Regions from separate parts of the Homo sapiens genome. Here region 2 is linked to region 1. Evidence: chromatin loops called from intact Hi-C (ENCODE). Cell type or tissue: ovary. All regions are shown on one strand. Each heading gives the region's core, and the rest is flanking DNA. Links, peaks and the distances in the headings are about the cores only.

Evidence for each region. A loop is a pair of places that touch in the nucleus more often than their neighbours do. Peaks named below come from ENCODE experiments on the same cell type or tissue, not always from the same donor. Only the 100,000 strongest peaks of a DNase experiment are listed, where the experiment ranks them.
Region 2: a loop joins it to region 1, with 2.7 times the contacts of the local background. A loop is called at or near these places in 7 of 110 quality-filtered maps.

Annotation. Positions count from the first base shown.
Region 1 is chr9:109,025,123-109,041,619 of GRCh38, forward strand. It overlaps TMEM245 (transmembrane protein 245), which reads right to left. Exons shown (of 18, transcript NM_032012.4): 15 at 12,895-12,995; 16 at 11,084-11,258; 17 at 8,185-8,379. Among named protein-coding and RNA genes, the nearest start is that of MIR32, 13 kb to the right of the region's middle. RefSeq lists an enhancer at 10,676-11,875. In ovary, for the core only: no CTCF peak of the experiment used is centred there; a DNase peak (open chromatin) is centred at 11,219; H3K27ac peaks cover 3,695 bases.
Region 2 is chr9:109,089,545-109,106,041 of GRCh38, forward strand. It overlaps TMEM245 (transmembrane protein 245), which reads right to left. Exons shown (of 18, transcript NM_032012.4): 4 at 3,931-4,047; 5 at 1,378-1,611. Among named protein-coding and RNA genes, the nearest start is that of TMEM245, 22 kb to the right of the region's middle. In ovary, for the core only: a CTCF peak has its summit at 9,289 (motif pointing right); a DNase peak (open chromatin) is centred at 9,323; H3K27ac peaks cover 7,731 bases.

The sequences.
Region 1 (16,497 bases), core at 7,366-15,365:
TCTTTTCTCAATCTTCTAAAGTGGAATGACAGCAAGTGCACCCCAAGTGAAATTCTTAGGGTTAGTGTAAAGATCTGCAGAAGCGGGGATGGTTTATGGGGAGTATCTTTATACTTCATTTTGCAGAGACCCAGAGATGGGGTTTCACCATGTTGCTCAGGCTGGCCTCGAATTCCTGGACTCAAACGATCGCCTGCCTTGGCCTACCAAAGTGCTGGGATTACAGGCATGAGCCACTGTGCCCAGCGGATACTCATTTTTGATTGTACTTTCGGTATTTAATTATGAAAGATATAAACCTCAGGTTAAGAAAGCGTGTACAAAAACAGCCACAAGTTACTCAATCTTCCCTAGAGAAAGATAAAGCTGAGTTCCTAAAGGACCACATTCCAGTTGTCACCTTCCTCTCAAGGTGTAACAGAGGGCAAAGGAAAACTACAATATGGAGAATAGCATCCCTGAAAGAGTTCCTGGGACATATGCCTTACAGGATTTTCTGGGCTTTAATATTCAGAGACTGCTGCTCAATTTTTAGTAGAAGTGAAAGAAGTCTATCAAAGCAAGTCTGATTATCCTGTCCAAAAATCCAGAAAGTATGCATGACTACAGGGGTGTTTTTGCCTTTCCCTACACATCCCATCTCCCTAAACAAGCCCACTATTAATAGAGAACAGAGGAAGTGAAAGGTTCTGATTATTCAGCAGAGGCCAAAATAGTTGGGAGCCCAAAGCTGTGCTGTATCCACTACATTCTCACTATCAACAGTGAGCAGCAGAGAAGGTCTTCCTTCCTACAATCTTTCCTTAGGGAGAATGGGCATTCATCTGTGTGAAGATAGTAGTCTAACAAGTTTTTTTGCAGTGTGGAATTAAGAGGTATGTCTGCTTAATAAAATGCAACCATCTATTCTCTACTGTCACACTGTAACAATATACAAATTCCTAGAAAAAGCCAAGCCCTTTCAGAGCTCATGCTTCTGTAGATACTATTCCCTCACAGCCCATTCATTCCTTCCACTAGGAATTGAGCATTCTGAGTACAAAATACTGTTGACAGAGGTTGACATCAGTAATTAAAATAGACTTGGTCCTGGCAGTAACAGCAACTATAGTCAAGTTGGGATGGGGGAGAGAGAAAAATAATCAAGTGTATAAATGAAAACTGCACTACAAAAAAAAAAGTACAAGGTGCAAACTATAAACACATTAAACTGGCAAGGAGGCCATAACCTAATCTTGGGGGTAGGAAACGCTTCTCTGATGAACTGACATTTGAACTGAGATCTGAATAGTTAGGAGTTCGTTAAGAAGGAAAAATGGGGGATTATCCAGATGGAGGATTATCCAGATAGAGAAAGCAGCGTGCACAAAGGCCCAGAGTTTCAATGGCACCTGGTGTATCTGAGGCCTGATGGAAAGCCAGTGCGGCTGCACCTCGGACAGCAAAGGCCATGAAAGAAAAAAAAAAGAACTAAGAGGCAAAAGCAACAAATTCTAAGAAGGTGGAAAGCGGGTGGGACTGCTATGACCTGGCATACGTGATAGAGTTTGGCTGTCTGTCCCCTGCAAATCTTATGTTAAAATGTGATCCCTAATGTTGAAGGTGAGGCCTAGTGGGAGGTGTTTGGGCCACAGGAGCAGATCCCTCATGAATGGTTTGGTGCCCTCCCCAACAATGATAAATGAGTTTTTGCTCTATTCCTTCAGGTGAGAGCAGTTTGTTTAGAAGAGCCTGTCATCTCTTGCTTCCTCTCTCTCTCTCCATGTGACACACCTGCTCCCCCTTTGCCTTCCACCATGATTGGAAGTTTCCTGGGGCCTCACCAGAAGCAGGTGCTGGCAGTATACTTCTTGTAGAGTCTGAAGAGCCATGAGCCAAAATAAACCTCTTTTCTTTATATAAATTATCTAGCCTCAGGAATTCCTTTATAGCAATGAAAAACAGACTAACACAAGACCCTAAAAAGCTGGATCTTAAACCAGTAGTGAGAAAGGCCAGGAAACATTCTGATTTATTCAGCGAAATCCCCCATAAGGTTTAGGAACTGGTGACATCAAGTAACTCCGGAAGTAGGGTGGGAGATGGGGGTAAACACAGGACTGCTTTACAGTTTCCTTAAAGAGCAGTAAGACAACACCCTCTGATATCCTCACCCCACCTCCCACCCCAGCCAAGCAGCTGACTCCACCCTCTCCCCTCCTTGGCAGAAAACTAGAGGTTTTTTTCCCCTCTGGAGAAGGTAAAACAAAAAGCGTCTGAACTAGTGCACAACAGGCAGAAATGAGGGTGGGCATCCATCCCAACACTGGGAGATTAAGTGGATGTTTACATCTTGAAGGCTGTCCAGACCTTTTCCTCCTCCTGGCTCCCAGGAGGCTGGCAGCCAGGCTTTTAGTCTCTAGCCAGGAGATTAGAAGCTCTTTCTTTGAGGAATATACAAGCCCAAAAAGGGGACCAAAATCACTGACATTAAGGGCTGGACAAAGCAGTGGCCCTGCCACATCATATTATGGTAACACATATCACAATCCACCACAGCTTCTGAGTGTCTCACTCTTTTTTTTTTGAGACAGAGTCTCGCTCTGTTGCCCAGGCTGCAGTGCAGTGGTGCAATGTGCAATGGTGCAATCTCTGCTCACTGCAACGTCCACCTCCTGGGTTCAAGTGATTCTCCTGCCTCAGTCTCCCGAGTAGCTGGGATTACAGGCTCATGCCACCATGCCTAATTTTTGTATTCTTAGTAGAGACAGTGTTTTACCATGTTGGCCAGGCTGGTCTTGAACTCCTGACCTCAGGTGATCTACCCACCTCGACCTCCCAAAGTGCTGGGATTACAGGCGTGACCCACCGCACCCGGCCATGTCTCATTCTTAACATGAGCCAACAGCCAAACACCTTCAATACCTGATATTGTGGTTCTGTTAATACAGGTTAGTGTCCCTTATCTGAAATGCTTGGGACCAGAAGTGACTCACATCTTTTTTGCACTTTGGAATATTTACATTATACTAACCCCAAATCCAAGAATCTAAAATCCAAAATGCTGGCCGGGCACAGTGGCTCATGCCTGTAATCCCAGCACTTTGGGAGGCTGAGGAGGGCAGATCACCTGAGGTCAGGAGTTCGAGACCAGCCTGGCCAACATGGTGAAATCCCATCTCTACTAAAAATACAAAAATTAGCCGGGCGTAGTGGCATGAACCTACCTGTAATCCCCGCTACTCGGGAAGCTGTGGCGGGAGAATCATTTGAATCCGGGTGGCAGAGGTTGCAGTGAGCCAAGATCATGCCACTGCACTCCAGCCTGGGTGACAAGAGTGACACTCCATCTCAAAAAAAAAAAAAAAATCCAAAATGCTCCAACGAACACTTTCTTTGAGCATCATGTTCCCATTCAAAAAATTTCTGATTCTGGAGAGTTTCCGATTTGGGATTTGGGATGCTCAACATGTATGGCAAAGGTGGATGGATTTTACAGATATAATGAATGTCCCTCATTAGCTGACTTAAAAAAAAAAGAGATTATGCTGGGTGGGCTGGGTCTAATCAGGCGAGCTCTTCTTTTAAAAAGTCTAGGGGTCAGAGACCAAAGTTAGAAAAATACTCTCCCGCTGGCCTTAAAGAAGCAAAAACCCAAATTATCAGCTGCCTATGAAGAGAGGCAGCCTCTAGGAGCCATGAGCCTCAGTTATACAACTACAAGGAAATGAATTATGCCAACAACAGGACTGCTTGAAAGAGAACCCCAATCCACAGATGAAACCCCAACTCTGACTGCAGATTTTCAGGTCCTAAGCAGAGGACCCAACCAAGTTTTGCCTGAACTCCCGACCCACAGAAGCTGTATCGTAAATGTACGTTAAGCTGCTAAATGTGTAATCTGTTACATGTCATACAAAATATAAACCTGTACGCTAAAAAGGTACATTTTACTCTAAGGAAATAATACCTCAATAAAGGAAACTGAAAAAAATGTGCAAGTAGAAATGGAAACCTCTATAGTAAAGCTACAAGATAAAGTTGAAGAAATCACCCAGAAAATGGAGCCAAAAAGACACAAGTGAAAAAAGAGAGAAAGGATGTAAAATGTGAAATGCCCAGTCCATGAGGGTCAAAGTCAAAATAAAATAAATTTCTGAAAGAAGAAAAGGAAATCATGAAACAACTCAAGAAAAATGTCAGAACACCAGAACACAAGTTTTCACTTTTAAAGGTCTTAGCAAGTGCCCATCAGGACAGAAACCGTAGATAAACAAAAAGATCTTATATGTCTTCAAACAGTCAAATTAACAAGAATAAATAATAAAAATTGCTTCAGACTTTTAACAACAATCCTAGAAGCCAGAAAACAATGAAGAAATAAATGTTAAAGAAAAAATTTCAAGCATAGAATTCTCTACATAGGAAAGCTATCGGATTAAGTTTGACATTAGGAAAAGCTTTTTCAGACATGCATCATCCCTCAAAATTTACCTCCTATGCATATTTTCCCGAAAATCTATAAGAGGATGTGCTCCACCAAAAAGGAAGAAATCAAGAAAGAAAATTATATAGGGTATAAGAAATAAGGATTCCAATGCAAGGGAGAGTTGAGGGAATACCCAAGGTGACCGCTGAACAGCAAGCCAAAAGGACAGCACTCCACTGGGGCAGACCAGGGCACTTAGGACAGTCTTCTTTAGAAGACCAACTATGCCTGGTGCGACTGAACATACCAAGTGGAGAGGTGAGTGCCTGGTGCAGAGCTTGAGATGGGATTAGTTATAAGTACATGGAAAGCAAAGCAAATAAAAACCAGTATCTTTATTAATTCAAGAGAAAGCAAAAGTCGTATGGGTAAAGAAATATTAGAATATATGACAAGGCTCAAATATGAATATAATTTAAAGTCATAATAATGTAAAACCTGAATACTGATCTAACCAGTATCACCGTTTGTTTTGGGGGAATGGGTAGTGAAAGCTAACTTCTAACCTTCCAAGTCGGAAGTTATTAGATGATGCCTATATATGACCAAATCAGAAATAAATACGTCACTTCAAGATATGGAGGTAAATATCAAAATAATACAGGGTCAAAAAGTGGTTCCTCTTAGAAAAAGGAAGAAGAGGGAGAAGGCAAAGTCCTTATTGTCCTTATTTTTCACTGAGTTTTGTAGAAATTTGACTCTTTAAACTCATGCATGAGTAACTTTGAAAGACAAAGGCTATATGGGTCCTCACGTTATCTTTTTCTACTCTGCCACGCCACATAAGCATTTTGTACTTTTAGAAGGACAAAGAGTTAAAAAGGTTTATTACCTCTAAAAGAATTCATTTAAGTTGCTTTCATTTCACCTTAAATACTAACTCTTGCTTTAGTAACTTGAAATCATTAAGTTTTTCTCAAAATAACAGCAAAATATTGATCAATTATCTTTTTTCTTTGTGTTTGGTGAGCCCATGGAACAGAGCCTCAAGTTAGCAAGTGCATTCTGTTGATTTCGAGCACCGCTGGCTTCTCAGGTATCTGAGCACTTGTCTTTAAGAGGCAAAGGCAGAAAAGGATATCATAGTGTCACCACCACCAAATTGGGAAGGCCCTTGTCAAAATCACCGAAGCACCTCTCCTTTTATTCTTTTGGAAAAACTGATTTTCCCCTGCCATCAACTAAGGATCACGCATTGGCTAAAATGGCCCCCTAACCAGCTCTAACTCAGAGACTTTACTGCATTTGTTCTGAGTTAAAGGACAATGTCTCTCTTCACAAAATATAACACTAAAAACAAAATTAAGCAGAATCATGTTGTTAAAGAATTTTACATAAAAGTATAAAATATTTTCATTAAATGCATTGTCAGAACCAACTTGTCAGTGACTCCTTGATTACACGAGAATATCCAGTGGCAGGAAAACTAGTGTTTTCCAATTGCAGATAACAAGGAGAATGCCATATAGTTTCCGGAAAGTTCAAAACATTTTACTTTTTATTCTGAGACTGTCCTTCTTTTTTGTTGTTAAAATGTAATTTCTGGCACATAACATAGAAAACTGTTTTTAAGTATCCACCTAAACTTAAAACCAGATGTATAACCAGACATTCCTCTTTTAGGTATATGTCCAACTACAGTAAGTACTGTGCGCATGTCCACCAAAAGACATGTACAAAAACGTTCGTGGCAAAATAAGAAATTTTTTTTAAAAAGTTCATAGCATCTTGAATTAAAACAGACATAAACTGCAAACTACCCAAATATCTATTAGTCCTACAATGATTAAATGAGATTGTAATATATTCATGTAATGGAAGATTAGACAACAATGCAAGAATGAACCATGAACAGAGAAAAACATCCAACAATATGAATGAATCACACAGATACACTGTTGAGCAATGAGGACTGACTCAAGAGTACCTACCTACTATATGATTTCTTTTATATGAAGTTCAAAAACAGGCAAAACTAATGAAAAGTGACTATGGTTAGAGTATCAGCAGGCAGTGGGGTCTGACTGAGAGGAGGCAGGGAGAAGCCTTCCAGAACAACAAAAATATTCTATACCTTGATATGAGTAGTGGTTACATGGGTGTGAGTACATGAAAAAATCAACCTGTCTATTTAGAGGTACATTTGGCTATTTAGATGTACATTTCACCATATATAAATTATACCTAAAGAAATTTAAGAAAATTATAAGACAATTGAGAAAAATTTTCAAACATTATAATTTATTTTATGAAATGCTGGTGACAGCAGATAACAGTACTTTTTATTTTAATATCTGTACTTACAAAATAACATGTTGCAACTCTATATTGGTGTCCCAAATAATTTTTTCCCAACTTTGTATTTTAAAAATGTATAAACCTACACAAAATTGAAATGCCGGTACAATTAACAACCATATGTCTTTCATCTAGATTCAACAATTGTTAACATTTTGCTACAGTCACTTCCTCTCTCCCTCTCCCAGTTCTGGCGGAACTGCTTGCAAATAAGTGGCAGACATCATGACACGTCATCTTTAAAGGACATTCTTCTACAGAACCAAAATATCATTGGTTATGACTGGTTATCATTGTATCATTGGTTATCGAAGTATCATTGTTAAATTGGTTAAACCAAATTTAACATTGATATATTATTTAACATATGGTCCATGTTCAAATTTCCCCAATTGTTTCAGAAATATTCCTCCCATCCCCAATCCAGAAATCTATCCCAGACTCATGCAATGCATTTGGTTGTCCTATTTCTTTTCCTTTTTTTTTTTTTTTTTTTTTTTTTTTTTTTTTTTTGAGACAAGAGTCTCGCTCTGTCACCCAGGCTGGAATCCAATGGCATGATCTCGGATCACTGCAACCTCCACCTCCCAGGTTCAAGCAATTCTCCTGCCTCAGCCTCCCGAGTAGCTGGGATTACAGGCACCTGCCACCACATCTGGCTAATTTTTGGGGTATTTTTAGTAGAGATGGGGTTTTACCATGTTGGCCAGGCTGGTCTCAAACTCCTGACTTCAGGTGATTTGCCCACCTCAGCCTCCCAAACTGCTGGGATTACAGGCATGAGCCACACCACATCTGGCCTGGTTGTCCATTTCTTGAGTCTCTTTCAATCTGGTATACCATGTCCCGCATAGAATTAGATTTTTTAAATTTATTTTTGGCTTTTCAAGACATTAACAATTCTCACCCAATATAGGTCTTTTTTTTTTTTTTTTTTTTATATGCTGTTGCCCAGGCTAGAGTCCAGTGGCACAATCTGGGCTCACTGCAGCCTCCGCCTCCTGGGTTCAAGCAATTCTTCTGCCTCAGCCTCCCAAACAGCTGGGTTCACAGGCGGGTGCCACCACACCTGGCTGATTTTTGTATTTTTAGTAGAGATGGGGTTTCGCCATGTTGGCCAGGCTGGGCTCGAACTCCTGACCTCAGGTGATCCACCTGCCTTGTTCTCCCAAAGTGCTGGGATTATAGGCGTGAGCCACTGCTCCCGGCCCCAATATAGGTTTTAAATTTTCTTGGTATATGAAACCCAAAACTCTGCCAACGATTTGTATTTACTTAGTGTCTTCTGCAACCTTTATCACAGCATTGGTACTCAAATACCTTTATCCTGACAAGTCTGGATGAAGCTACTTATCAAATACAGAGACAGGACAGTTCAATGTATAAATACAGCTTATGATTATTCTGCTTTAACTCACCGCTGAGGCTGAGCAGGCCATGGGGTCTGGTTTGGCGTGGGAACTGAATTCGTGGGACTCACTAGCATGGCACTATAGATATTGGAAGCAACCACAAGTATGCAGAGAAGAATAGGACCGATGATTGCTCCTTCCAGGCCTAGGTAGTATGCTCCACCGGCCACTGCCAAGCCTGTCAGGTAAGGATGGCCACCTCTGGAATAAAGAGCACGACCTTTAACACACAAAAACTGGAAAAAATCTGAAATACATTTCTAATACAATGTGCATTCTTTAATACACTATGCTTTTTAGCATATTATCAGCTTTCTTTAGATCACCTCGATGCATACAACTGAACACTGACTGCAATAATATTGAGATGCAACAATATTGAGATGCAACAATTGTTTTTCCTATGGATGACATCTGCCTCTTTTTATAGCTCCAGGAATGAAAGAATAAAGCCAGCAATGTTAACAGATATTTTATACCCATTACAGGTGCCTGCCTATGATGGGTTAATGTTGGCTTGGGACTGGTTAGGAGTCACCTGTTAAGTTAACCTCCATCAAGGATAATTAAGTGAGCACAATTTAGCATGTAATTCAGTTAATTATGCTTTTATATGACGACAGCAACAATGAGAGCATCCCTGTTACTCATAGGTCAGACTTTTGGCAACCTCCTAAAATATAGTTTTTAACATAGGTGATGATAAAAGGCCTCCTGAGGAAAATATCTGTCACAAAGCCCAAGATTTCTATTTCACAGGAGAATCACAAATGCCCTCCAGCTTATTACAGTATCACTTATGTAAGCGGAATGAAATAAAACAGAACACAGTAGCATAGCACATTGATAATGACAAGAAAGGACCACTGACATCAGAAGGACTGGGAAATAAGTCACATTCTGTTTGTTTCTAGTTTTAAACATAGATGAGAAGAACAATTCAGTGAGGGGCAAATAACTAAATATCCTGGAAGGATGTTCTATATTACAGCTAAATCAAAGTAAGACTTGTGGAGAACCAGTCTTCAGGAAACCAATAAATTATATTCATAATGTGTTTGTCTTTCTCATTCCAAAAAAATGATTTAGGGCAGTATTCCATGTTTGCTAAGTAAACTTCTTCCCTAAACAACACATTCAAGGAAAACTATCAAAAATGCTTAAAGCTTTTTATTCCGCTCCATCACCCAGGCTGGAATGCAGTGCCGCAATCACAGCTTACTGCAGTCTTGACCTCCCAGACTCAAGTGATCTTCCTACCTCAGCCTCCTGAGTAGCTGGGACTACAGGCATGTGCCACCACACCAAACTAATCTTTATATTTTTGTGGAGAACGGGTTTCACCATGTTTCCCCGGCTGGTCTTGAGCTCCTGGGCTCAAGTGATCCACCCACCTCGGCCTCTCAAAGTGGTAGGATTACAGGCTTGAGCCACTATGCTCAGCCTTAAAGCTTTTTTTAAAAAAAATAAAAACGTGTGGGAGTTTATGAATAAAAGCTTAACCTATTAAAAAATAAAACAATTTATGCCAAACCTTTCATTTCCCAATAACAACGTTTAAAGACAGTATTTTAGGCCGGGCATCGTGGCTCATGCCTGTAATCCCAGCAGTTTGGGAGGCCAAGGCAGGCGGATCACTTGAGGTCAGGAGTTCAAGATCAGCCTGATCAACATGGTGAAATCCCATCTCTAGTAAAAATACAAAAATTAGCCGGGTGTGGTGGTGCACGCCTGTAATCCCAGCTACTCAGGAGGCTGAGGCAGGAGAATGGCTTGAACCTGGGAGGCGAAGGTTGCAGTGAGGCGAGATTGCACCACTGCACTCCAGCCTGGGTGATAGAGGGAGACTCTGTCTCAAAAAAAAAAAAAAAAAAAAAAAAAGACAGTGTTTCTTTAATTCCAGCTGTAAACCTTAATATAAAATTTACAGCAAAGTTTAAAGAAATAAAAGCACTTAAGTATTAATCATACTTATTCCTGCTCAAATGTCAACTGTGACACACTAGTTAACCACACTATGATGTTCAGCTTTTTAATTTTCTCTCTCAAGTTTTAATGTGACTGAGAACTGGCTTGATATACTTAATGCAATTTCTAAAAGAGATGTCAAAACCTATAAAAACAGACATTTATTTATTGTATTATATGGCTAAAGTGTTGATTCTGACTTAGATTTAACCTGTATTTATCATAGAACCATTCCAATTATATCTTTAGAGAGCTCTGCTTGCCAGAAATTAACTTGCTGAGATTTGGTTTCACATGGATATCCTCAGACATACAATCTAACAACATTTTCTCCAAAACCAAAGAAGAGATAAAAATAATCATTAACTGTTCACTGTACTTAAAATATTTGATGTACATCTGGTCATAATTCTTTTCTAGGTTAAATGTCACTAAATCAAGAGAAAATTATTCACAATTTGGTTTTAACCCAGGACATCATATATATTATAAATATTACATATGTAATAAGAAAATATTGGCTGGGCATGGTGGTTCATTCCCGTAATCCTAGTGCCTTGGGAAGTTCAAGGCAGGAGGACTGCTTGAGCCTAGGAGTTCAAGGTTCAAGGCTGCCATGAGCCATGACTGCACCCTGCACTCTAGCAGTCTGAGTGAAAGAGATATTGTCTCAAAAAAAAAAAAAAAAAAAAGTTGCTCTGGAACTCTGGGGCAACAACAACCAAAAAAAAAAAAAAAAACCCCAAAATATCATGCCTTGTAAACAATACTATTTTCAATGAAAATTTCATTTGTGGGAACACAAAAGGCTATTTCACTGAAAATTCCTACTACCAGTTCTTTTGTATACCCCCAGGAGAAAAAAATCCTCCTTTAAAAAAAAAAAAACGGAAATGCCTGGATGATTCACTAATAAGAAATTCTGTGGCTTACTTACCCTGATATGTCAGAGTAGATTGCAGTATCTACAAAGTATGTTGGCAAGAGATGAAAAATCAACAGTAAAATGGCCTTGCATCCTAACCCTTGTGTCAGCCACAGGTCAAGAACTGCAGGTACTGCTGCCCAGTATGTCCCCAGGAATGGCACTGCTCCAAGGATTGCTGCTAATGCTGAAAAAAGAGTAAAAGAAAAACAACTTAACATCATCAGCAAAACACTAACAAAGCAAAAGAATCTAAGCAGTAGCTCCTCCTCAACAACTTCCAACAAAACAAGTTAAATACTCACAAACTCAAATATTAGGGAAATGATATGCCCTATCTAACTGAATTTTCTAGCTAAGTAAAGGCTCAATATCTTAAAATGTGATACTAAAAATCTTTCTAAGTGTGTGTCTTATTTATGGATCTCTTCTTAAGCAATAAAATTCAAGGGTTCTGTAGTTGCTACTATCAATCAATAGTTAATATACGGTCCTATAAATACACCTACAGAACATGTGTCAAAACTTGTACTGAGTCCAAAGCCCAATCAGAAATTAGTTTCTAAACCTCAGCATAATAAAAATAAACAGAAAAAATCCTGAGTTGAAGGACCCTGCTTCAAGGTCATTCCCTTCCAGAGCAGTATGTTCAAGCACTCTTCCTCCATCTGGCTTCTCTCCAAGTTAAGAGTAAAGCAAATGTAGTTTCTAGTTCTGGTCCTACCAGAAGCCAGGTACATGACCTTGGAAAACTGGTCTCTCATCTATATGACAAGTCTACCATCCCGCCTCACAGGGTGCTTGCAGGTCAGAGGGTAGGTTTGTGGACATCACAGTAGAGAAGAACGTGAATGAACTTGACAATGTAGAAGGAAGCACAGACAAATAGGGAAAGGGGGGGATGTGGTAGAGGCAAATGTGGAAGGCAGAGATATTTAGGAAAACAAGCAGCCATAGAAATAAAGGAAGGAAAAGTAGAAGAAGCACCACAACAGATCTTAAGAGGTATGGAGGCAGCTTATGTGCCCTCAGAAGCATTCATCTTGCCCTGGGATGTAATCCCTCATGGACAAAGCTATTTTGACAACAAGTTGCTCCCTGCCAATCAGTTCAATTCAAACGTTACTGAGAGCCAATTATGTCCTAGGTGTTATGCTAAGTGCTAGAACATTCATTCATTGAACAAACATGTAGGGCAACTGATACGGGTTTGGATCTGTGTCCCCACCAAAATCCCATGTCAAATTGTAATCCCCAATGTTGGAGGTAAAACCTGGTGAGAGGTGACTGGATCATGGCGGGTGGATTTCACCCCTAGGTGCTGTTCTCATGATAGTGAATGAATGAGTTATCGTGAGATCTGGTTGTTTAAAACTGTGGTAGCACCTCTCCCCTCTCTTCCTCCTGCTCCAGCCATGTAAGACATGCCTGCTTCCCCCTTACTTTCCACCACTATTATAAGTTTCCTGAGGCCTCCCCCAAAGCAGGAGCCACTATGCTTCTTGTACAGCCTGCAGAACCGTGAGCCAATTAAACCTCTTCTTTATAAATTACCTAATCTCAGGTATTTCTTTATAGCAGTGAGAGAACAGACTAATACAGCAATTTTTTCTATGTGCTGGGTATGGTTCCAGCTGCTGGGGATACAGCAATAAACAAACACATTACAAATCATATTTCTGTTCCTAATGTGGACTAGATTCGATCTCAAGCCAAAAAATTTAGTTTTTTAAACTTGAGGAAGTAGACATTTCCTAGATGTATGTAAAATGGCTTAACTTTCCTTAAATAGCGAATAGTGGAAGGTACAATATGGTTGTTACCTGATGGTATGAAGACAATATTGATGCCAAACATAGTATGAGTCAGCCAGGTATACAATCCATAGAAGCCAGCCATTTTGAGGGAAGCATCAAACACCCCTCTGGAATGCCCAAAGATAAAAAGAAAGAGTAAATAAACAGTGTCATATCGTGATTCAGAAAAATCACGTGACCACTTGATTCCAAATCATGTAATAGCTTCAGTTTTTCTGCTGGCCTGAGAATGCTATTTTCATTTTATTTCAAAGAAACATAAACACCTTACTTTAAATACATTTACTAAGTTATTCTTTATGTAATATGAAATATGTTTTATTTGGAAATATGTTTACTATTCCTTAAATTTCTGATGAAAAAATAACTGAAACACCTTAAAATACCCTATTCTCTGAAATAATTCATCAACTTTTCACTCTGAAGCAGATATTTCACCACCAAAACAAATGGAAAGAAAATTAAGCGTGAATAACATGTTTCCAAGAATACAGTTTAAACTCTAAGAAACCCAGGCTGTGGCCAGTCCTCCCCTTTTGGAAAGAGCCAATAAGGGATAGTGTAACTTGTATTTCACCATCTTTCTTTGCCTTAACAAAATCTTCCTATGTTTCTTAAACTATGTAACTAAGCCTACAAAGTAACATCTCTTACAAATGCTATCAAAGAAAGTAGGTCATTGGGAGAGAATTTGTGGGAAAAAAAATATTCCTAACTCCAAAGTAAAATCAGAGAGGAAAATACAAGAGAGATAAAAACAGACACATATATTTGGTGACTAATATAGGAATTCAATACATGAAAATCTGCAATGTCAGGTGCTCTGTGTTTTTCAGTTGGAAGATTAGTAAGGCAGTGCAGCACTATAAGGAGGGGAAATAAGGAACTGTTCAGAGAGCACAAAGGTGGCAACCCGTAAGTAATCTCAAGGCAGCACAAAATCATAAAAACCTGGACTCTATGGGGTGGTGCAGAGGGGTGCAGGGAAAGCACCTTCATATGGTCACTACAGAAGAAAAGCTGTAGTTGAAAAAGAAGACGTTAGCGGCAAACGTGACCTTGTACATGCAAAAAGAAACACCAAGCTTTTCTAAAGCATCCCAAGAGGTATACTGTTAGGAGCAAAGTGAAGCCCTGTAATCTAGTGATTTAGTCATTTAGTAGTGTTCTGGGACATGGATCCAGGGGCAGAGTGGCTCCCCAATTGTAAAACCTGCTTTGTCATCCGGACCAATGGCTTTCACTAGAGAACGTCTTAAAGGAGCCATATGACTCTGCAACAAGAACCCAGAATAAAGTGGTATCAAAAATACCAAAAGGAAGCGAAAGACCCCAAAGAAAATACCAAGGATCTGCTCAACAACTAAACAGAGAGGACAGAGCAAAAAGAAAACAACAGAGCTTCAGGTTTTAAACCTGAAGGGGAAAGAATAGCAGTGTCTCAAAGTCATGGAGAAGGCCAGAATGGAAGAGGCATGCAAGAAAAGGGCAGTTTGTTTAGTATGGGCAACAGGAACTCAAAAAGGATGATGAAAATACCCTAGAGGTAGCTGAAATAAGAGACAAGGCTTAATAGAAAATTCAGAACAAGACATCTGAGACGCACCAGAATAATTATAAAAGAGTACAGGACATCTTAAAAGGGCAAGTGGAGAGAAAATAGGGCAACAGGTTGTGTTTTCATAAAGGACCTAAAGACAAAGAAATACCAGCCAGAGAGGTAATGAAATCATTTCCGTAGTAGGAGGAAAATCACTAGAGTGCAGTATTCCCGGAGACCAAGGGAGAAGGTAGGTTTTGAGGGGGAGGGAATAATGACATAATCGACCACAGAGAAAAAGAAAGGAAAAAAGTATAGAATTTGTCTAGAACTAGGGAGGTCAATGAGGAAAAGATAGAGATGTGATCCTTTCTTTAACCTTATGTTATTTAAAAAATTTAAGCCAAAAATAAGTTGACATCAAAGGTGCAACAGAATACTGCAACTCAATCACCCCTCTGGGTGGCAAGTAACCAAGGCTCAATCCAGTAAGGACCACGTGGAGAAGACAGCAGTCTTCTTTCTTTCACTGCTGAGAATATTGGTTGCTGGTAATGTTCTCAAGGCAACTTTTAAATGCACTGTATATTGTTTGCAGTTACTAAACATATTCATGTAACCTAGTGAGGGATGAAAAGACAATATATTCCCCTCTACCTCATTACTTGTGATCTGGCACACAAGTTTTATAAATAAAACAGCAGAGAAAAATCCTCTTACAATTTACCAGAAAACAGAATTTAACTCCCTCAAATTCCTAGCAACTTTTTCTTCTTTTTTATATCAGCTTTATTAAACTATGATTTACAAATAATAAAACTCACCAATTTGAAGCATTCAATTCAGTAATGTGCACAAATATATACATTCTATAACCATCATTACAATCAAGATGTAGAATATTTCCATCACCCCAAAAAGTTCCCTCATGCCCTTCTATTGTCAAACCCTCCCTAAACTCTGGCCTCTGATGGCCACTAGATATGCTGTCACTATAATTCTGCCTTTTCTAGAATTTCACGTAAACACAACCATACATTATATAGCTTTGTATTAAATTGTGGCAAAATATCCATGGCACAATATTTAGCATCTGAATCATTTTGAGTGTGCAGTTCAATAGTGCTAAGTACATTCACGTTGTCGTGTAGCTTTTGGTGTTTCTTTCACCTAGCATAATGCTTTTGAGCTTCACCAACATTGTTGAGTATATCAGTAGTTGGTTCCTTTTTTACTACTGAGTAGTATTCCATTATGTAGATCTACTACAACTTGCTTATCCATTCACCAGCTGATGGGCATTTGAGGTGTTTCCAGTTTGGGGGTATTATGAATAATGCTGCTATGAACATTTGTGTACAAGTCTTTGTGGACATATGCTTTCATTTCTCGTCTGTAAATACCTAGGAGTGGAGATACTGGGTCATACGGTATCTATTTAACTTTATAACTAATATTAGCTTTAATCTCTCAATTCCGAAAAAACTAATAGTCCACGGACACCAACCCAGAAGCCACTGCCTCCTACCTCACCACATATCTCCTCAAGGTATGAGGTTAAACCTCACAGTTTCATGTGAGTGGATGCTGGCAGGAAGAACAATTCAACCCATGAAAAGCTAAATGACAATGCATCTGAAGCACCTAGTAACTGACCTAGTGCACAGTAGATGCTCAATAAGCAGTGGCTATTAGTAGAAAATGTGGTGTGTGCACAAGGAAATACTATTCAGCCCCCCCAAAAGAAGGAAATCCTGTCATTTGCGACAACGTAGATGATCCTGGAGGACATTATGGTAAGTTAAATAAGCCAGGCACAGCACAGATAGACAAATACTGCATGTGGAATGTAAGAGTTGAACTCATAGAAGTAGAGAGTAGGATGTGGTTGCCATCCTACAAATTTTTTTTTTTTTTTTTTTTTTTTTTTTGAGACTGGGTGTCAATCTGTCACCCAGGCTGGAGTGCAATGGTGCAATCTTGGCTCATTGCAACCTCCACCTCCTGGGCTCAAGTGATCCTCCCACCTCAGCCTCCCAGGGGCTGAGAGATGGTCAAAGGGTACAAAG
Region 2 (16,497 bases), core at 5,711-13,710, 63 kb after region 1:
GAAGGCAAAATCCACAGCAGCCACTAAGGACTTAATAAATTTGGCACAAAATATGGCTGCCATAAGAAGAGAGCCCAAATAATCAGGAAAATATTAGGTAAAAGATGTTTCTACAATGCACCTGTCAGAGAAAACTCTCCCTTGCTCTTTCTAGTCTTAGGAGAAAGACAGTTTTAGAGAGAATCAAAACAATAGAGGTGGGCCTTAAATTACCACAGCATTAAGATACAAAGACCTGATTTAATGGATTATGGAAAACTATGATTCCATTTTGATGTAATACATATAATATAGATATACATGTAATTTAATTTTTCTGCCAAATCACAAGACTTTGCATACATGTATTTCTCAAAGCCTACATTTCCTTTGAATTAAAAAGGCAAGGTAAAACGTGCTTCCCTAAGAGTAGCGCTCAAAAATCATTCAATCTCAGCTAGGCGCAGTGGCTCACTCCTGTAATGCCAGCACTTTGGGAGGCGGAGGTGAGCGGATGACTTAAGGTAAGGATTCGAGACCAGCCTGGCCAACATGGTGAAACTCCGTCTCTACTAAAAATACAAAAAATTAGCCAGGGGTGGTGGCGCATGCCTGTAGTCCCAGCAACTCAGGAGGCTGAGGTGGGAGAATTGCTTGAACCCAGGGGGCAAAGGCTGCAGTGAGCTGAGATCGCGCCACTGCAATCCAGCCTGGGTGACAGAGCGAGACTCCGTCTCAAAAAAAAAACAAAAAATCATTCGATCTTCAAATTCCAAAACACAGATATTGTTAACATTCTCCTTCACAGAATCATGGATGGCTAAACAATCAAATCTCTCTATGGAGCTATTAATCTCAAATACTACATGAAATTGTAAGAAGCTAAACACATTTTTTGAGCTTAAAAGTGAAATACTGGCCGGGCGCGGTGGCTCACACCTATAATCCCAGCACTTTGGGAGGCCGAGATGGGCAGATCACGAGGTCAGGAGATCGAGACTATCCTGGCTAACATGGTGAAACGCTGTCTCTACTAAAAATAAAAAAAAAATTAGCCGGGTGTGGTGGTGGGCACCTATAGTCCCAGCTACTCGGGAGGCTGAGGCAGGAGAATGGCATGAACCTGGGAGGTGGAGCTTGCAGTGAGCTGAGATGGTGCCACTGCACTTCCAGCCTGGGCAAGACTCCGTCTCAAAAAAAAAAAAAAAGTGAAATATTAAAGATGTATCAAAGTAATAAATTAACCAAATGGTGTTTGTTTACTATTTAAATGCAAACATAAGATTGTTTTACTTTGCAAGACGGTAAATGTATCTCAAATATTAAAATCCAAAAGTAAAAAAAGAAAAAAATCAATCTTCAAAGACAAGACGAGATCGTACTTAACCAGATAACGACCTGCAATCGGCACTGGCAGCAACTGCACAATCCACAGGTTCAACCAGATCTGCATGACGACAATGGCCCAAACTAGAGACACAAAGTAGATGTCACTAGTTTTCTTCTTTCTAAGAAACGTTCCTATTTCAGGCCTTCGTCTGCCCAGAGTAGGTGAAGGGGAAGTGGGTGAAGGGGAGGAGGGTGAAGGGGAGGTGGACAACGTTGGAGCGGATTCTCCCCTGTCCACTGCTTCTGAAAAGGAAAAGAAAAACACCACACACCGCATTAGTCCACATGAGGAAATGGGAATACAGAGCCACTCATTAGGCTAGCCTGTTTCAGGCCTTCAAAATGTGCTGATATGGTATGATTACATCGGGTTAAAAAAGACAAAAATATTTGGACCTATGTTTGCATATGCACTGAAAAACATGGAGAATTACAATGCCAATAGAGCTTTAATTTAGGAAGACTAAGTTAGTTGGTGATAGAATTGGGAGTCATTAAAACAAAATACATGACAAAGTAGCTGAGAATTATAATTATCCCATAAAACTTATTCAAACTATTTAAAGAAACAAATGCTAACATATACTAGAATTTCTATATTTAAAAATCCCTTTTCTTTCAATAGAACTTTAGATTAGGTGTATTTATATACATTTCTGACACAAGAAGACTTTTCAGTGTTATTTCACCTAAAATGGAACCAACCAATCTTACAAGAACCCAGGGCTTTCAAACAGAATATATAAACATGAATGAGATACAAAAACAATGACAGATTTCTTGGGTGAGGATTTTCAAATAAAGGAAACCATACTGGATTATTTCACATAAGACACTGTTTTCTAACAATGCAACCACCATGTTACATTTTACTATAGGGTGCTATTATTTCTATTTCCTAGTTTTAATAAGATATACCATACACATCAGAAATCATAAAACTCTTAAAGTAGTATTACTCTATATATACTATAATAATGAAAATTATTAAGATCCTAAAACTTGCATTTTGCCTTCCATTAGAAAAAAATGTTAATTACAAAAGTATGTCACGTTGAATGTGTGGATTGTTAATTACAAAAGTATCATACGTCAGAAAAAAAGTCTAGAAAAAAGAGAAAAGAAATAAGAACTCCCATAATCCCAACCTCACATTTTCCCCCTGGTCTTTTACATAGTTGTAGCATGTTCTACTTATCCTTTCTCATTCTTTCTCTTCAGTTGAAAGTCAGCTCCACCAGAGCTAAGACCTTGTCTGTTTTGTTCTCCCTCCACTGAATTCCTGGCACATACAATAGTATCTCATATATAGGAGGTGCTCACTAAATAAGTGAATGAATGACTTCCCTGTTGTTTCATAATTTTCATAAGCAATCATACAGTAGCCCACCAAGTGCTGTATCATAATTTCCTTAAGTGTTTTTAATGTTAAAAGTTCAGCTATGAGTCAATTTTTACTACTGAGATCACTTGCACCCTGGTAAGTCAGCTCACCTCACTAGGACCAACATTCTACCCTTAAAAGTGCAGGGCTAAAGCCCAAGCTAGTTAACAGATGCTTTTGTTTGACTTTGCTCTGAGTTATCTTTCTAATTTGGAAACTTCATGATGGTGGGTGTGACAGATATTTGGAAGAATGAGTCCAAAACCAAAATATCATTTCCTCTCCACTTTGGAAACATAATTCCATGTGCAAGAAAAATAAGTGTTCCTACTACACCAAATTCCTTTATCTTAGCTGACATTTCTAAAGTCAGTTCTTCAAGGAGAATTCACTCTAAATATTCCCTAACTCCAAATACCTCTGGCACTAATGGATCTCTCAGCACAGACTAAGGTGGCCTTTTACATTCTGGAACTCTGCAAGAGTACAGCATGACTCTACAGCTGGTATATCTACCAGCTGGATTCCTCAGGAGCCTGCAATTCCCAAAGCCAGGCCACACAGGACAACGAGTCCAAAACAACCAGAGGGGTCTGTTTGAGGGGTCAATATATTAACACATGAAGCATGCAAACTTTCAGAGAAAGAATGACAGAGAAATGGATGACTGCAAGATGGAAAATAAAAGTCTTCCCCAAAAAAAGGGTTGGGAAAAGGGAACAAAAGAAAGAAAAAACAACAGGAAGAGATAGGGCAAAATAAAATCATGGAGGAGAACTGACAGTTGTAGAAGAAAGAAATGGAAAATAAGAAATCAAGATAAGATATGCGTAAAGTGGAGGGAAATGTGGGAAAGGTAAATGGAGACGGAGAAAAGGAAAATAAGAAAAACAAAAGCAATGAATAACAGAAGAAAAATAAGAAAAGCCTTTTTTAAAAAGGAAAGAACAAAGAACCAAGGTAAGAAACTCAAGAAGTTACATAATTACATGTATTTAAAAAGTGATATATGAGAACAAAGATGAGAGGGAAAAGGGCATAAAAATAGGAACCAAAGAGAATAAATGAAGGATCAGCAGGAGTAAGTAGCATTTTGTGATGCTGGTGTCCTGAATTTTACTTTCTATGTACATTTCATTTTCCAGAATAACCTTGAATGTCACCAGAACATCAGTCACCTGCAGGCTGAGTGGAGGGCTGGTCTTCACTGCTTGATTCATACCCTGTGATAGAGATGGCCAAGTTTGCCAGAGTAGAAGCTGCCATGGAGATAACCTGCCCTGGTAACTCTGCCCCTGTAAAAGAAGCATCCATTTTCAAAACTCTTTAAAGTAGGAAATAATGGCTGCAAATTTAAACACAGTCCAACATTTTCAACAACAACAAAATAAAATGGTTACTACTGACCCACTGAATAAGTGGTTCTTCACCAAGGAAGAACCATTAAGAATTGACATGAAAGTGTGCTAAAAAAGCAAATCCCTTGACTCTCTGTATACCTTCCTCCTTTGGGAACTTAATGCTGGTGGATGTGGCAGACACTACACATGTAAACTTGGAGTCCCACACTTACATTTGTTAACAAGTTGATTTTAATGCATACTTCTATTGAAAAACACTACCACATCAAGTCTGTGAGCTCCCTGATCTGACTGTCTTAGGCTATGTTGTATGACTAGGTCTCATGTTAGTACGAGATAATCCACAATTGGTGGTCATAACAACATTCCACAAATGAGTATGCGAATATATGGCTATTATGCAAAACCATATAGATTTATAAATTACATAACTCAGTACAGGCAAAATCCACCACTTGAAAATCTAAAGGAACATCATGACGTTGTTTCACATTATATATTTCCATGTTAAATTCCTAATAGGTAGTACCAAGCTCAATCATTTGCACTAAATTCAAGTAAAACATTCACTGGCAAAGGAAGTCTGTCAACCTTTAACCTTCTATAGCAGACAAGGAAGAATAGCTCACATAGCATCGGGTTCTAGCACACTTTCTTGCACACTAGACTGGAGAGCTAAAAAAATTGTATTTCTTGGATTCCCCTGCAGCCGAGGTCTCACATGTGACACAGTTTCTACCAAGCAGGTACACCTGTGCAGGACTTGAGAGCCTGAAGTGGCACACTGTAATTTGAAAGCCAGAGCTCTTGTATCAAACACAGTCAGTCAGGAAGGCATATGGTTTTTCCGCAGCAACTTAGCAGAAGTTCTGATGTCTGATCTCTAACTTCACGGCGAGCAGCAGCAGCCGTGGCCCTCTGCCCAAACAGTCCTTCAGTGTCACTGAGCATTTCTCCTGATTGCACTGCTTCCACCTGTGTCAGATTCCAAGATTAATTGTCTGGTCTTTCCAGAAATTCCATGTGCAAAAATTGTAAATGCTAACCAATACCTCCTACTATTTATTTAAACTACCTGGGGTAGATTCTATTGTTCACAACTAAGAACACTAGCAATTCCTAGTCACCAAATCATACACCCACACTCATACAACTGAGACATTACTTTTGGTAGGCCAAGACTCCGTATGGCAACATAGGATTCTGTCACCCCAATGAAAAGAGCCATGATCCTTCAGAAAGCCGATGAATTTCAGCTCCAAGTTAATTAACTCCACATACCCAAATATCCAAAGCTAGCCCTCTCCCAGATAGCAGCAAGCCAGAGCCTGAGGTGGATCTTTGGTAGATTCAGACATCAGGATAAGAGTACTCACCTTGCTCAGTCATACTCTGTCCCTCCTCTAATAAATGCCCCTGTGACCTGAAAGAGTTCATTTTTAGATAGGGTATCGTATCTCTCAATATGAGAGAAATTCAAACTCATGGTCTGAGAGGAAAGCCTAAGTTAGATTTCTGGATTAGGACCTTACTCTCCTGGCCTGTGTATCCAAGGTCCTCCTGAAATGCCAATAAGACAGAAAGGGCTGACAGAGAAAAACAGTGTCTTTCATTTCTTACATGTACTGTGTGCTGGGGATAAAGACACAGACCCTGCCCCCAGGGAGTATAGTAAAGGTATGAATTAAATAACCACACAAATAAACGTGTGTATAGAAATTATGGTTGCTATAAAAAGAAATGCTGGGTATCTTGTGACATCCTAACAATATCTTGGGCAGAAGGAAAGCTGTGAGAAGAACCCGGCATATTAAAGACAGTGAAAGAAGGTCAGTGTGTCTGGAACACAGACAGCTAGTAAGAAACTGGTATCAAATAAACAAGGCTGGAGAGGTAAGCCAGATGATGCAGATCACAGAACACCACATGAAGGACTTTAGTGTTTATTCTAAGAGGAAGAAGAACGCACTGAAGAGTTTCAAACAGGATAGTAGTCTTCTTCTCACTGAAATTTTATTGAGATAAAAGTATACTCATATGCAGTTGCAAGAAATAATCCCAGTGTACCACAATTTGTCCAGTTTCCCCTGACACAAGATACAGAACAGCATCATCACTATAAGGATCTCTCGTGTTGACCTTTTATAACCACACTCAACTGCCTCTCACCCCTCTCACCACCCTGTAAATAAATAATCCATTTGAGATATAAGACCATTCTTGCTTGTCTGGAGAAAAAGAGACTAGAGGGGACCTATAACGTATGGAGAAAAGTTGTTGCAGTACTATAGGCAAGACATGATGCCAGTGTGGTCTACAGCCACAACAGGGGAAACAGGGAAAAGCGGCTGTGTTAAAGAGACGTAGAAGAGTCAAAGCGGACCACACTTGATGAGGAAGCAATGAAGGGAATCAAAGAGACGAAGGTATCCCGGTTTCCAGACTATGGTTAGGTAGAGAATATATAGCAGAGCTGGATGAAGATTCTTGGCATATTAGAGTTATTTTTAGACTTTCAGATAGAAGTTCCACAAACAGGCTGGGTGCAGTGGCTCATGCCTGTAATCCCAGCACTCTGGGAGGCCAAGGCAGACGGATTACCTGAGGCCAGGAGTTCGAGACCAGCATCGCCAACATGCCGAAACCCCGTCTCTACTAAAAACACAAAAATTAGCTGGGCATGGTGGCACACGCCTGTAATCCCAGCTACTCAAGAGGCTGAGGCAGGAGAATCGCTTGAACCCAGGAGGCAGAGGTTGCAGTGAGCCGAGATCGTATTATTGAGCTGAGATCATGCCAATAAGCCAAGATCACACCACTGCACTCTGCCTGGGTGACAGAGTGAGACTTTGTCTCAAAAATAAAAAGTTCCACAAACAAACTGACCTACACCAGAGATGGGGCAAGACTTAGCTTTGCAGCAGTACACCCAGGAGGGATCTCTTAGGCCCCACTCAAGAGCAAAGTTTGGGAACACCTAATGGCCTGGGACAGTACAGTAGAAAAAGGAAAAACAAAAACAAAGACCTTCAGGTCAAAAATTTTAAAAATTAAGAATTCTCTCTTACATAAGATTACAGACTAGTCAAGGGTCTTTAATTACTGAACTGGCCTCTTCAAAAGTAATTTAATTAAATGGTTACTCATCTTGAGACACTGTAAGAAAAGTAAGTCCCTTGATGGTTTTTGCAAAATAACAAGATCATTGGATAGCTCTTCAAATAATGGACTTTCAGTTCAGCTGCATTTTATCTTACATTTCTAAATGCCTACTAAGCATTCATTCACCAAATAGGCGACTAGGCTATATGCTGATATAAGAGACTAAGCCCCTGGTCTCAAATTCAGTCTGATACTTAAGAGCTAATGTAAAGTAAGTGTAAACTGTTAGGGAGCAGCGTGGAAATCAAATCCATGCAGGGAGGTCTGGGAAGGGTTTCCAAAGGAGCTGTCTGACAAGAATATTGAAAGATGCCATCCTTTAAATCCATTTTAACAAAAGTAAGCTAGATAAAGAAGACAGAACAGTTCTATCTTGGAGAGGAAGCTCCTGAGAGACTGGTGTCTTAGAGAGCAGGGGTAGAAAAGTGTTTCAGGAAGACAAAAAAACAAATATGAAGACACAAAGGCAAGAAAAAGCAGAGGTGCCCTCTTCAAAGAACTCTAGGAAGTTCAATAAGACCGGAAGATAGTGTGAATGAGAAGAGCAGAGTGGCGTAAGAATGCAGAGGGAGGTTGGGACCAGGGCATAGAAGGTCTCACATTTGCTATGAGGAAGCAGCACAATTCAGTGGCTGGAAGCACAGGTGAGGAAAGAAGACTCCCCAGGTTCAAATCCCAGGTCTATTCTTACTACTTAGATGGCTATAGGCAAGTTAGTTAACGTCGAGATGTCCCAGTCTCCTCATGTGTAAAAATGAGGCTTACATAAATTCGTATCTCATTTGAGAATGAAGTGAAATAATACATATAAAATGCTGGCTGGGCACAGTGGCTCACACCTGTAATCCCAGCACTTTGGGAGGCTAAGGCAGGTAGACCACCTGAGGCCAGGAGTTCCAGACCTGCCTGGCCAACATGGTGAAACCCCGTCTCTATTAAAAATACAAAAAAATTAGCCAGGTATGGTGGCGCATGCTTGTAATCCCAGCTACTTGGGAGGCTGAGGCAGAAGAATCACTTGAACCCGGGAGGCAGAGGCTTCAGTGAGCCAAGATGGCACCACTGCACTAGCCTGGGCGACAGAGAGAGATTCCGTCTTGAAAAATAAATAAATAAAGTTTAGAACAATGCTGGGTATGTAGGAAGTACTCAATAAATGTTAGCTATCATCATCATCAATATCAATCTGTTGGCTTCGACAGTATAAACTAGAAGCAGAAGCCACTAACCCTTCTGTAGTATTTCTTTGTACCTCTCCTCCCCTTTCTACTTTATAGTATAGCCATCTATCTTCCCTTAGTAGACATTTTTAGATCTCTCCACAGAGCTAAGCAAAATATCTTGTATCTGTAGAGTAGGCACTGAAAGATTCGAGAAAAAGCTAAACCCAATCAATTAAATCTTCAAAACTGTGGCTTAAGGAATAACTCTCCAACTTGCTAATGGCACTAAAATATGCAGTAAATATGCAGTAAAGCTTAGCTACATCAATGGAAACTGCACTATTTTTCTAGTTAATACACAAATGACTCAGCACATTTTTCGAGCACCTCAGACTTCACAAAAGCATGAAAGGAGTAGCACACAGAGAAAATAAACAAAGTATTTGAAAATTATGAATATAAGATTTGGCAAACTGCTTTTATCCAACAGATCTGTATTTTAATGACTTCTGTCTCAATGATACCCTTCAGCACCTCAAAAACCACAAGGAATTGGCCTGGAATCAGAGTCCAAAAAAAAAAACAAAAAACAACAGTCCAGGCAGGGAGATGATAAACTGAACAGAACAATGCCAGGACTGAGAATCTTGGCCAAGTTGTGGTATTAGAATGGTATTGTATTTAAAAGCCACAGCTAAAAATAGGCACATAAACAAGGGAACATAATCTTGGGACTCAAGGACTAAAGAAAAAAAAGGAAAGAACATCCAAGGTTTCAGGTATCAATCTACCCAGAGACAGGGCCAGCATTAAGCAGAAGCCAAATAACAGGGATCTACACAAATCCAAACAAGCATGCTACTGACATTAGCAGCCTAGCACCAGGGGGCAGAAACTCAGAGTCCGGCACACAAGAAAGAGACCACAGGTCAGACAGTGTCTGTTAATACAACAACTCAACGATGAGCAGACTAACTTTTTTAATAAGCATGGGTAAATATACTTTAAATCCAGTCTAAATAAGGAGATACTTCTTGATCCACTCCATTCTTTTTCACAGGGATAGCAGCAGTTACCAGAAATACATCCAAACATGCTTATTGGAAGCAGGCACCGCATACCAAATAACACCTCCCCAGCCTGCAAAGTTCCCTTTGAAGAAGGCTTCTGTTTCCATTACTAATGTGGAAAATACAACTCCCTCTCAATGGCTTCTAGTATCACGTCACAAGGGCCTGGAGATGGACCAGTAGACTTTTCTCTAGGCCTGTTTAACTTGCAGTATCAGAAGTGGGGACTGGGAGGGGAGCAGTAAAACATTTGGTTTGCTCCCTTTTTCCAATTTGGGCTTGACTGAACCAAACTTGTTCACTCATATCTCATGCTATCCCAAAACAAGTAAGGCAACTATCAGGATTCATCTCTGCAAAGACATTTCTAGTCATTTACAAACAATTACCAATGCCAGGAGGAACAGCACTCAGCTGTACTTGCTGGTACTTCTCAGGCTGGGTATCCAGGCTATTATAGATATATCTGATGATTGTTTCACTAACTTTTGAAGAAATTTCTTATACTCAGAGAAAATGGCTCTCTGAGCCTAAGTTTCTTCATTTGTAAAATAAGCATAACACCAATCTCACTAGACTGCTTAAAAAAAACTAAGAGTATTTTTAAAGAGTCTAACACAGCCTTACTTATAGGAGATAACAATGCTAGTGTACCTCTTTCCTCAGACGCCAAGGGAACATACTGAACGTGGATTCCAGGTGCTATGGTTTGAGTGTTTGTGCTCCAAAACTTATGTTAAATTTAATTGCCGTTACCACAGTATTAACAGGTGGGACCTTTAAGAGGTGATTAGGCCATCAGGGCTCAGCCCTCATGGGTAGGATTAATGTCATTATAAAAGGGTGAGTTCAGCCCCAGCCATCTCTTGCTCGCCCTTGTACCACGTGATGATACAGCAAGAAGATCCTCACCAGATGCCAGCACCTTGACATTGGCCTTCTCAGCCTCCAGAACTGTGAGCCAATAAATTTCTGTTCATTGTAAGTTTCCAAGTCTGTGTTACTCTGTCACAGCAGGACAAAACAGACTAAGCCATAAGGTTTCTACTAAGTAAGGTTTCTGGGATCTAGGAGGCAAGGAAGCTAGGTCATGTAGTTGTGTTAAGTCAACAGGACCAATATGGAAAACTGAAGGAGCTGACAACTACAACTGATGCAAGAAGGATGAGTACTCAATACTTTTTCAGGATGACTGACACTTACTCAAAGAGCCTGGGGAGGGGAAAGAACGCTGGGCTTAGGGTCAAGAACCTATGTTTATTTATTTATTATCATTATTATTACTTTTAAGACAGGGTCTCACCTCTGTAGCCCAGGCTGGAGTACAGTGGCATGATTACTACTCACTGCAGCCTTGACCTCCTGGGCTCAAACAATCCTCCATCTTCAACCCTCCCAGTAGCTGGGACTATAGATGCACACTACCACACCCAGCTAATTTTTATTTTATTTTATTTTTATGTATTTATTTATTTTCTGTAGAGACAGGGTCTCACTATCTTGACCAGGCAAGGTTAGTCTTGAACTCCTGGGCTCAAGCAATCCTCCCGCCTTGGCCTCATAAAATGCTGGAATTATAGCATGAGCCATTATGCCTGGCCAAGGACCTAAGTTTAAATCTTAGCTCCACTAGTCACCTGTGTGACTGCAGGCTAGTCAGTTAATCTCTAGAAGTATCTTCATCTGTAAATGAAGATACCATCTATCTTACAAAGATTTATTTGTTTGAGTTCTGTTTTGTTTGCTTGTGGATTTAAAAAGATAGCACATTTAAAAGCACTTGAAAGTTCTTGGCTCATGACAGGCACTTAAATATTTTTCCCTTATTATCTTAAGCTTTTGGGAAATACTATGTTAGAACTTCTCAGGTCTAAGAGAAAACCACTGAGTAAGACCCTTGGGTTCAGAAGCAACCACTGAAACTAACTCAGCAATGATCCACAAGAAGAGTTTTCTGAGGCGGAGGTGGGAGCACTGCTTGAGCCCAGGAGTTAAGCTGCAGTGAGCTATGGTCACACCACCACTGCACTCCAGCCTGGGCAACAGAGCGAGTCTTAGTCTCTAAAAACAAAATAAAATAAGAATAATAAATAAATAGAAGAGTACTCTGGGTCTAGGAACCAAACTCAGGCTTTGAATTCTGATGAAATCCAGGACTAATTCTGTGAGTCTAGTGAACCACAGCACAAAACCTTCAAAGCTCAGAAGACATAGAGAAAGATACCCACACAAGTGACTGGAAAACAAGAGCAAGTGATACAACGGGACACTGGAAATGACAAGGAAAGAGCCGATGCACACACTGTTGTGGCAGTATACTAAAGCATTCCTGTACCTACCTATATTACAGTGACATCTACAGCAGGAAACTGACTGTAAGTACAAGAGAAGGGCTGTCCCATTACACACCAGATGGTTTGAGTTCTGATTCTTAAAAAGAAACGATGTTCTTAGGGGCAAGAAGAAAAAAATACTCAGAAATTTAGGAAAAAGAAACACTTAAAAGATTTATTTTATGATGAGGATTATTTAGACTAGAAGTCCAGAAAGGGATTCTAGATCAATAATCACCTATCTTGACACAGGTTGAAATGAAAGTTAAACAAAATAAATAAAACCAAGATTTCCAAATCTGTACTCAACATTTATTCTGTGTGTCTGTGATTTCCTTCCTTGTCATAGCCTGTAATACAAATAACAGCAATCTGGCTTGCATATCAGCACATCACTACTCTAAGTTTATGGCTAGTATTCATAATCGACCATGGTCTTCTTTTTCCCCTTGCTCAAAAATTGGTCTTAGAAGTCTTATTACCCTTACAGTTTTCTAGGCTGCTGTCATGAGATGACTAGAATTTACACCGTAGAGAAAACCCAACCACAACCTTTGGTTTAGACTTGCATTACTTATATTCTTATAACAATTACTTACTTGGCCCTGGACAAAAGCAGTCAAAAGGGGAAACCATTCTGGCATAAGAGGTAAAGGGTAAGCAGAACTGTCTGAGTCACTTGCCATTAGGTGAAAGAAAACAAAGGAGATAAAACTAACCAGAAAAACAAGTCGAAACTGCCAAGCTTTCTACAGCAGTTGCCAAAACAGGAAATTTACTTCCACTAGTCAGATATATAACCACAGAGTCTAACAGATTATAACCAGGAAGACAGGCTGAACAAAGAAAACTTAGACACCAAAATATAAAATAAAATAAAATAAAATCTTCCCTATTTTCCACTGTCAGAGAGATATATAGTTATGGTTACTTTGTTTCAGGAATTTTAAAATTCTAAATATATATTTACAAATAAAAATATGGCTTACAATTGTTAGATATTACTCATTTATCAAATAAAATAATAAAAAGCAAATTAATTTTTAAAAACTTTTACAAGGTACCTGTACAAATACACCAGAGTACCACAAACAGCCTCATGATGAGAATAAAATGAAGATGTTAAAAATAATGCTCTATAAGTGTATTCATTGACACAGAAAGTTCCTCATGACATAATTAAGTTTAAAATGTGGGTTACAAAACAGAATGTTCACTGTGATCTAGTTTTTTTGTGTTTTTAAAAGCCTAAAGGCAAAACAACTATTAGTTAACATTTTGGTATAATCTGTAGACAGTGAGATTTTGAGTGATTTTTAGTTTCTTCCTTTTGTTTCTCTGTATTTCCTAACTTTACTGCAACACACATATTATCTGAGAAATTAATTCTTTTTAAAACATACTGCAGCTAGTAATCTGCTCTTGGAGTTTATTATCGCCATCAGAAAGAAGCAAGGAGTAAAGTATTGGTCAACTGTAGAAGCTTTGTGTTCAGATTTACCTCTCCAGTCACAGCTGCTTCCACACGGCTGGGTAACCAGAAGTCTGATCTGATGATTTGAGGACCACTACTATATCCTGACAACCTCCCCACTTACAACTCATTAGAGACCTCTACCTTTAACAAACTATTTGCAGATATAGGTCACTCACAGCCAGGGTACCTCAAAATAATCTTTAAAAGCACATGGTCTATTCAACTTTGTACTAGAAATTCCAACCAGAGCAATCAGGCAAGAAAAATAAATTACAGGCATGCAAATTAGAAAGGAAGAAGTCAAACTATCCCTATTGCAGATGACTGAACTTACATATGCAGAATCCTAAAGAATATACCAAAGAAACTACTGAAGCTAATAAATTCAGCAAAGCTGCAGGACACAAGATCAACAAGCAAAAAATCTGTTGTATTTCTACCCAGCAGCAATAAACCATCCAAAAGGAAAATTAAGAAAACAATTCCACATGATAGTATCAAAAAGAATAAGGAATAAATTAAAGGTCTAAGACATATACAAAGAAAACTACAAAACACTGCTGACTCCCATGTTTGTTGCAGCACTGTTCACAATAGCCAAAATTTGGAAGAAACCTAAATGTCCATCAACAGATAAATGGAAAAAGAACATGTGGTACTTATACACAATGGAGTACTATTCCGCCAAAAAAAAAGAATGAGATCCTGTCATTTGCAATAACATGGATGGAACTGCAGGCCATATAAGCTAAGTGAGACAAACTAGGCACAGAAAGACAAACACCTCATGTTCTCACTTATTTGTGGGATCTAAAAATCAAAACAATTGAACTCAGAGATAGAGAGCAGAAGGATGGTTACCAGAGGCTGGGAAGGATAGTGAGAGGGTACGGGGAAGCTGGAAGTGGTTATTAATAGGTACCAAAAAGTTTAAAAAAATGGACAGGGCGTGGTGGCTCATGCCTGTAATCTCAGCACTTTGGGAGGCCAAGGCAGGCGGACCACCAGAGATCAGGAGTTCGAGACCAGCCTGGCCAACATGGTGAAACCCCATCTCTACAACAATACAAATATTAGCCAGGCATGATGGCGGGTGCCTGGAATCCCAGCTACTCGGGAGGCTGGGGCAGAAGAATCACTTGAACCCAGGAGGTGGAGGCTGCAGTGAGCTGAGATCATGCCACTGCACTCCAGCCCGGCCAACAGAACGAGACTCCATCTCAAAAACAGAAAAAAAAAATTAAAAAGAGTAAGACCTAGTATTTGATAGCATAACAGGGTGACTATAGTCAATAATTTAACTGTATATTTTAAAATAACTAAGAGTATAATTGGATTATTTATAACAAAGGATAAATACTTGAGGGGATGGATACCCCATTTTACTTGATGTGATTATTACACATTACATGCCTGTGTCAAAACATTCCATGTACCCCATAAATATATACACCTACTATGTAGCCACAAAAATTAAAATTTAAAATTAAAAAAAACACTAAAAAATTAAAGAGTAACGAAATAAATGGAAATGCATCCCACGCTCATAAATTGTAAGGTTTTTGTGGTTTTGTCTTTTTATATTGTAAAGATGGCAATGCTCCCCCCCGCCCACAAGTGATCTCTAGATTGAATGCAATCCCTATCAAAATCCCAAAAGGCTTTTTTGTAAAAACAGGAAAGCTGATCATAAATATGGAAATGCAAGGGACCCCAAAATAGTCAAAACAATTTTGAAAAGGAAGAACAAAGTTGGAGAACTCACACTTCTCAATTTCAAAACTACAGTAATCAAAAGAATGTGTTAACTGACATTAAGGAGAGACATATAGATCAGTGAAACACAACAGAAAGGGCAGAAATAAACCCATATATATATGGTCAACTGATTTCTGACAAGGGTGCCAAGGCCATCTTCAACAGTGCTGGGAGAACTGAATATACACAGGCAAAAGAATGAGGTTGGATCCTTACCTCACATCATTTACAAAAATTATTTCAAAACGGATCAATGACCTAAATATAAGAGATAAAAATATAAAATTCTTAAAAGGAAACTTAAGGGTAAGTATTTACGACCTTGGATTTGGCAATTGTTTGTCAGATGACATCAAAAACACAAGCAATAAAAGAAAAAGTAGATAAACTGGACTTCATCAAAAAAATTTCTTTGCATCAAAAGAGACTATCAAGAGAGTAAAAATACAACCCACCAATGGAATATTTAAAAATCATATATTTGATAAGGGTCTAGTATCTAGAATATGTAAAGAATTCCTAAAACGCAACAACAAAAAGGCAAACAATTTAATTTTTTTTAAAGGGGAAAGAATTTGAATAGACATTTCTCCAAAGAAGAGAAACAAATGGCCAAAAAGCAAATGAAAAGATGCTCAACATCATTAGTCATTACGGAAATGCAAATGAAAACCATAATGAGATACCACTTCACACCCACTGGACTGGCCATTATCAAAAAGTGGAAAATAATAGGTGTTGGCAAGGATGCAAAGAAATTAGAATCCTCATACACTGCTGGTAGAAATCTGAATGGTACATCTGCTGTGGAAAACAGTTTGGCAGTTCCTTAAAAAATTAAACACAGAATTACCATACGACCCAGTAATTCTACTCATAGGTAAACAAAGAACTGAAAACGTGTATTCAAATAAATACTTGCACACAAGTTCATAGCAGCACTATTCACAATAGACAAATGGTAGAAATAACCCAAATATCCATCAACTGATGAGTAAATAAACAAAATGTGGTGTGCTCTTACCATGGAATATTATTCAGCCATAAAAAGGAATGAAGTACTGATATATGTACAGGGTTTCTTTCTGAGGTAATGAAAATGTCTTGGAACTAGATACAGGTCATGGATGCACAACATTGTGACATATTGTATGCCTGTTTTTTTTTTTGAGACGGAGTCTCGCTCTGTTGCCAGGCTGGAGTGCAGTGGTGCGATCTCGGCTCTCACTGCAACCTCCACCTCCTGGGTTCAAGCAATTCTTCTGCCTCAGCCTCCCGAGTAGCAGGGACTACAGGCACATGCCAACCATGCCCAGCTAATTTTTGTATTTTTAGTAGAGACGGGGTTTCACCATATTGGCCAGGCTGGTCTCGAACTCCTGACCTCGTGATCCGCTTGCCTCAGCCTCCCAAAGTGCTGG